2 separate regions of the Homo sapiens genome follow, and region 1 is linked to region 2. A link is a contact called in ENCODE Hi-C or POLR2A ChIA-PET data. All regions are on one chromosome and are shown on one strand. Each heading gives the region's core, a stretch centred on a gene start or an enhancer-like site at or near the end of the contact. The rest is flanking DNA. Distances are from core to core; before and after follow the strand shown. Region 1 holds the start of LFNG (LFNG O-fucosylpeptide 3-beta-N-acetylglucosaminyltransferase). Region 2 holds the start of GRIFIN (galectin-related inter-fiber protein).

The links. A loop is a pair of places that touch in the nucleus more often than their neighbours do. ChIA-PET counts read pairs that join two places held with the same protein, here RNA polymerase II (POLR2A). Pooled maps may share reads with other maps.
Region 1: a map of CD8-positive, alpha-beta T cell shows a loop between it and region 2 (11-fold over the local background). The contact joins the promoter of LFNG here to the promoter of GRIFIN in region 2. A Hi-C loop is called at or near these places in 35 of 168 maps with a recorded cell type or tissue (B cell, CD14-positive monocyte, CD4-positive, alpha-beta T cell and 20 more), 1 of 37 single-sample maps with no recorded cell type and 25 of 50 pooled maps. POLR2A ChIA-PET finds 5 or more read pairs at or near these places in 16 of 52 experiments (B cell, CD4-positive, alpha-beta T cell, CD4-positive, alpha-beta memory T cell and 11 more).

Annotation. Positions count from the first base shown.
Region 1 is chr7:2,518,524-2,521,567 of GRCh38, reverse strand. LFNG (LFNG O-fucosylpeptide 3-beta-N-acetylglucosaminyltransferase) reads right to left here and starts at 1,794. Exons shown (of 8, transcript NM_001040167.2): 1 at 1,275-1,794. The coding sequence starts at 1,706. RefSeq lists silencers at 1,619-1,728, 1,739-2,268.
Region 2 is chr7:2,474,763-2,477,658 of GRCh38, reverse strand. It overlaps GRIFIN (galectin-related inter-fiber protein), which reads left to right and starts at 1,261. Exons shown (of 5, transcript NM_001394787.1): 1 at 1,261-1,287; 2 at 1,660-1,739; 3 at 1,831-1,990; 4 at 2,352-2,518; 5 at 2,774-2,896. The coding sequence starts at 1,276. The coding sequence ends at 2,789.

The DNA of each region.
Region 1 (3,044 bases), core at 545-3,044, 43 kb before region 2:
AAGAGATGCTGGGGGGGCCCGCTGGTCCCCTCATCGCCAGGCAACCTGAGTGGCCAGCACGCCAGCAGCGGTTCCCACGGAGCGCGTAGCTGCACACAAGGGGCCCGACGCCTTTCTCGCTGGAGAAAGGGGCTTTGTTACCTTGCCCAAGGGGCCGGCGTGAGAGCCGCCCGGCGCTGGGAATCCTAACGGCCCGGCCGCCAAACAAAACCCACGGCCCCCGCCGCCCCCTCCCGCCAGCCCGCTGAGCCCCTGGGAATGGGACGCTGTGTTCCCAGGAGGCTGCCATGGGGTTCCCAGGGCCCCTTCCCCACGCCAGGACCAGGGAGGACCCTGCCCCTCCCCGTCGCCCTCATGACCTCACCAAGCCCTGCTCCCACCCACCCACAGTGCCCCAAAACAGGACAGCGCCAGGTCAGAAGGCCCTGGGTCTCCGGGGTTTGAGCAGGGAGGAAGGCGTGCAGGGTCTTCCCTGAGCCCCCACCCTCACAGCAAATGCCTCTGCATCTCCCAGCCCAGAGACACCCCCCCAGTCCCCGACTGCAAGCCCCACACACTGTCCCCATCCCGCCCCAGCCCAACCGTCCTGCTGTGGCCTCGAGGGAAATGTTCAAAGTGGGGTGTGTCTTAATTATGTGTGTGTAAGAAGCTGATGCCCAACTGAAGTGGGCTGTGCCCAAGGTTGCAGGCCTCAGAGACTACTGCACTGTGCGGGGAGGGTCCCCACACAGACCCCAAAACCTGGAGTTCTTTGAGATGTACTCCCCAGGACCCACCAACCAGCAATGACTTCCCTCCCTCCCCGTACCTTAACACTGTGATGAGGAAAGGGCCCAGAGGTCAGAACCCCTCACTTCTCTAAAGGAAGAGCCTTTCTCCCCAGGAAGGGGTCTGAGCTGAGGGTGGGTCCGAACAGAATTTGCTTGTGGAAGTTTGAGGACATAATGCCCTATGAATGCGCTCCAATGTTTACGGGGTGAGAAGTATCACAGGGCACCAACCCCAAGCACTGGAGACTGGTGTAGGGTCCTGCAGCCATCCAGGACTCTGGAGCTGGACAGGAGGCGGGGCCCCGGGGACAGTAACACAACTGTAACGGGAGAGTGGCCCCAGCAGGCAAACTGGGTGCACCGGGGTGCACTGGCGTCGCCCACAGATGGCCCTAGTGGCTGGATGGGGATGCAGCCTGACTCCCATGGGACACTGCCACCAGCTGGACCAGATGGTGGGTCCCCGCCCCGCTCGCCCGCCAGTCCAGGCCGCGGGGGGCTCACCATCTCCTTGTGGCGCGAGATCCAGGTCTCCAGCAGCAGGTCGAGGCGCGCGCGGTGGAACTTTTTGGTGGTCTTGACAGCGATGAAGACGTCTCGGGGCGCGAGCGGCTCGGCCAGGGGGCGCGGGTGGCCGTCGGCGGGGCGGGGGGCAGCCCCGGGCGGCGGGCCCGCATCTCTGCGCGCGCGGGTGAGCAGGCTGAAGTACTCGGACAGACTGTGCACGTCGCGGACCAGCGCCCCGGGCGCCGCCGCCGCCGCCCCCAGCCCGGGCGCCGGGGCAGCCCCCGCGGGGCCCGCCAGGCTGCGCAGCGCGCGCCGGCCGCGCTCGGCGGGCAGTGGAGGCGGCGGCGGGTCGGCGGTGAGCACCAGCAGGCAGGCGAGCAGCGCGCCCGCCAGCGCCAGCAGCAGGCGCCGGCCGCAGCGCTTGAGCATGGTGGGGTGGCGGCCGCGCGGCGCGCCCTTCCCCGTGCGCCTGCCTTGCACCGACCCGAAGCCCGTCGCTCCGGCGGCGCAGTCCAGCAGCGCAGCACCAGTGTCCCGCGCTCTTAAACCTCCCCGCCCCGGTCCCGCCCCCGTGCGCTCATTGGCTCCCGGGCTCGGGGGCGGGGCCTCGCGCCGGTCGCCGCTCCACGCCCGCAGACCCACGTGGGGCCGCGGCTGGGGGCTGGGAACTGCCCAGAGGGCGCAGCGGCCCCGCCCCCGGCGCGCACGTGCACGCCCCGCACCCCCCCCGCCCCGGGTAGCCCCTGCGGGCCGCCGAGGGGCTTGGGGACGGGCCCGGCCCGCGCCGGTGTCCCTGAAGAGGAAACCCAGCCTGGCCAGCGCCGTCCGGGGATGCACCGGGCGTCCCGGCACGGGAGGGGCGCGCCCTCGGCGCAGCGGGCAGGGTGCTGAGACCCGGGCTCTGGGCTCCGACGCACCGCGGGGGACATCCTACTTCCTCGCTGTGCGCTTCCCCTCCTGAGCACGGCTTCCTCCCCTTGGGACGCGGCAGGCCTTGCAAACTGGGGTGGCGCCTGGGTCTTCCCGAGCGCTCGGTTCAGGGGAGCCGTTATTTGTACAGAGCAAGAGCTTGGCCACCTGTGCCGCAGGTGGGGACACGAGGTTCTAACGAGAAAGCACCAGAACCAAATTCCACTCCTTCCTCCCTGGCTGATTTCCTCGATCCTGGCCCTCCGTCGGGAGGGTTGGCTCCCCGAAATCCTCAGGCGCCCCATGGCGAGGAGAAACGAAGGCCGCCACTTCCCTCGCCGGATGAAAGGCCGCCTTCTGTCCCATTTGGTCTCCTTGCGCTCGGGCCAGATGCGGCCCAGCTGTGCGCCCTCCCCACCCCGCCTCCCCGGCACACGGCCCCCATCCCCGGCCCTTCCCACGGGCCCGGGCCCGCCCCTCGCACGAGCGGGGGCGGCAGGAATGCGCGCCGGCAGCCGAGGGTGAGGGGCGAGGGGCCCGGAAGTGGCCAAGGGTCGCCTGAGCAGGGTGTGAGCCCCCTGCCCGCCACGTCCTCCGGAAGCGTGGACGGAGGCGGCTCTGCCCGTGGCTGCGCTGTCTTCCCGTGCCCTCCTAAGCAGGGTCTCTGCGACCACCACGACCACCACCGCCACCACCGTGGCTAAACTGCCCCCCTCGGAGTTATGTTCACGCCTGAGATGGCATTTTAAATTCTTTAAGTGCCCTTGGAGCCCCTCTCCTTACCTCTACCTGAATGTCAGCCGCAAGACAGCAGCGACCTGGTGTCATTCAGACCTGGAACAGGTTTTGGGACATAGT
Region 2 (2,896 bases), core at 12-2,511:
AGTCCCACCCTCCTACCAGGACGTCCGGGCACAGGCCCCAGCGGCAGCACCCATGGAGAGGTCAGGCGGGACCCAGGTCAGCCCTGCCAGGGCTTGGAGAGAATGGCTGGAAGGGACCCCTGCGGATGGGGGACTGGAGGGCCCACTCGAACACGGGGACAGGGCGGCAGGAGACGTGAGAATGGAGAATCCTGGCGGGGGCATCCTGGGGGCCAGGCCTCTTCAGACACACAGGCAGGGACACAGCAAACCTCCCTGTCACCCAGAGTCTCTGGAACTCACACCCCATGCCTCGCACACTCATGGGCTCACACAATCGTCCGGCCTGCAGCCAGGATACCCACCCACGAGATCACTGCACACGCACTGCACATGGCTGCACATGGCTGCACACACACCCACCTGCAGCAGCCCTAGGGCTCTGTGCCCCCTCCAGGTCCACTTCGGGCCGGTTCCCGTCCTCGGAGGCCCCAAAGCTGCCCGACAGCCTGAGACTCTCTCTGCTCACCTCCCTTCCTCCTTGAGGGCCCAGCTGGTCCCCCCCATGCTCAGCCTGAGGTGGGGAGCATCCTGGGTGTGGGAAAAGCCCTCCCCTCGCCTGCCAGAGCCTGGAATGCGCTGACCAGCGCCGGCCTAATCCTTGCTGTATGCCCCATGGGGTGGCTGAGCCAGTGGGGGCAGGCGGCGGGGGCCAGGGTGGGCTGGGGGACAGGCCCTGCAGCACCACGTGGTCAGACGGGACCTGGGAAGCCAGGGCAGGGGTCGGCAGCCAAGCCTCCCCTCCTAAGCCTGCCCTTGGCCGGATGGGAGGGTTCGAGTCCCTGGAGGGGCCCGTGATCCCGGAGGAAGAGCCGGGCCAGGGTCCCTGCCTAGACCTTGCCGTCCCAGTGAGAAAGGAGTGGCTGCTTTCCTGGATCCTGAAGGAGTGAAGTGGGTGAGAGTCAGGCAGGAGAGGGCTTGGGGGAGCAGGGGCAGGTGACCCATCTCCCTTGCGCCTGCACAGAGAACCAGCTGGAAGGGAGAGGCCCGAGGGGTAGGGAGATATGGGCTGGGAAGGGCCCAGAGACCTTGCCAAGTCACCCGGGGGTGGGGCCCGGCGTTCCCCACCCCCAGCCCCCCCACTCCGGGCGCTCCCCACCCCCAGCCCCACCCCGGCGCTCCCCACCCCCAGCCCTCCCCCGGCGCTCCCCACCCCCAGCCCCCCGGCACTTCCCACCCCTAGCCCCCCATCTATACCCCAGGCTCCCCGCGCCCTCCCACAGTGGCTGGGAGCAGATGGCAGTGCAGGTGGGTGAGACCCTGGACCTGGAGAAGGAGAACGGTGCAGGGCTGGGGGCTCCCTGAGCCACCCGTGCTCTCTCTGCACAGAGATGGGGTATGGGCTCTGGCCTCTCATCAGATCTCAGGGCTGAGAGGGCGTCAGGGTGAAGGTCCCCCCAGAGCTGGCCTGCTGGGCAGGTGTGTCCCTCCCACCCCAGCCCTGGTCACCCTGTCACAAAGACACCAGATGAACAGAGCCTTAGCCTATGTCTGGCACTGGGTTGGGGGCAGGCTGGGTGGGCAGGGACCTTCCTGGACAGATGGGATAGGGTGGGGGTGGGGGTGGGAGGGAGGAGGCTGCAGCCCCATGAGGCTGGTCCCCCTGTCTCTTCCACTCAGTCTAAAGCCTTCTGTGCGGGCGGCCTGGCCCCCGGCTGGAAGCTGCTGGTCCAGGGACATGCTGACTCTGGAGAGGACAGGTCAGCGGCACCGCCCTCCCCTCGCTGGGCCTTGGGCTGGGTGGCCGGCCCAGCTCTTTGCAGCTCTTGACCCGCACCATGTCCGCCCCAGGTTCGAGACTAACTTCTTGTTGGAGACGGGGGACATTGCCTTCCACATCAAGCCCCGGTTCTCCAGCGCCACTGTGGTGGGCAATGCCTTCCAGTACGGCCGCTGGGGCCCGGAGCAGGTGTCTAGCATCTTCCCGCTGGCCCCGGGGGAGCCCTTTGAGGTGACAGGGGCCTGGGTGGGGCCTGGGCTAGGCAGGGAAGGCCCGTGGGGGAACAGGGGGCCAGTGGGCAGCGGGTTCACGGTGGACGCTTACAGGTCAGTGGGCCAGGGCAAGGTCTGGGTGGCCTCCCTGGCCTCAGTTTCCCTACGTGTGCAGTAGGTACCCACCACCCTGGCTACCAGCCACCCCATCTTGGGAGAAAGGAGGGGACTTTGGGCTGGGGGCTCCAAGCCAAGGGACCCCCGGGGCCTGCCAGGCTGTCCTTCCTGGAGACGGCCGGCAGGCACATCACCGTTAAAAGCGGGACCAGACCCCAGGCCCTGGGGGCTGGCACTGAGGTCACTGGCCCCAGCCTGCCCAGATAGAGGTCAGCTGGGACGCGGAGCACTTCCACGTCTACGCCCCGGAGCACAAGGTGCTACAGTTCCCATGCCGTCAGAGGCCGCTGGGCGCCACCACCAGGGTGCGCGTGCTGAGTGACCACTGCCTGGCCCAGGTGGAGCTGGCCAAGAGGGGCCTGAGCTGGGGGTAAAGTCCCTGCCTCTACCCAGGTCCCTGCCCATTCCTGCCCCACACTGCCCACCCCAGCAGGGATTTTGCTTCTCACCCTGATCCGGGGACCCTCCTCCGCCTGGGGAGGGGTTGTCTGCCTGGCGTCCCACCCTGCTCCTCTCCCTGCCAGCCCTGCATATCCGGCCACGGGAGCAGGGCCATGGTCCACCTCCCACCCTGGTCTGTGCATGGGCAGGGCAGGAGCTAGGGACGTGCCTTGGATGTTTGCAGGGACCGGGGCTACTGAGTGACACCTGCACCCCAGGAGCCAGCCTCGGCTTGTCCCATGTCCAGGGTACCTGGAGTCCCACCCTGGGGCAGCTGGGTGAGGGGGTCTGTGGTCCTGTGTGCTCC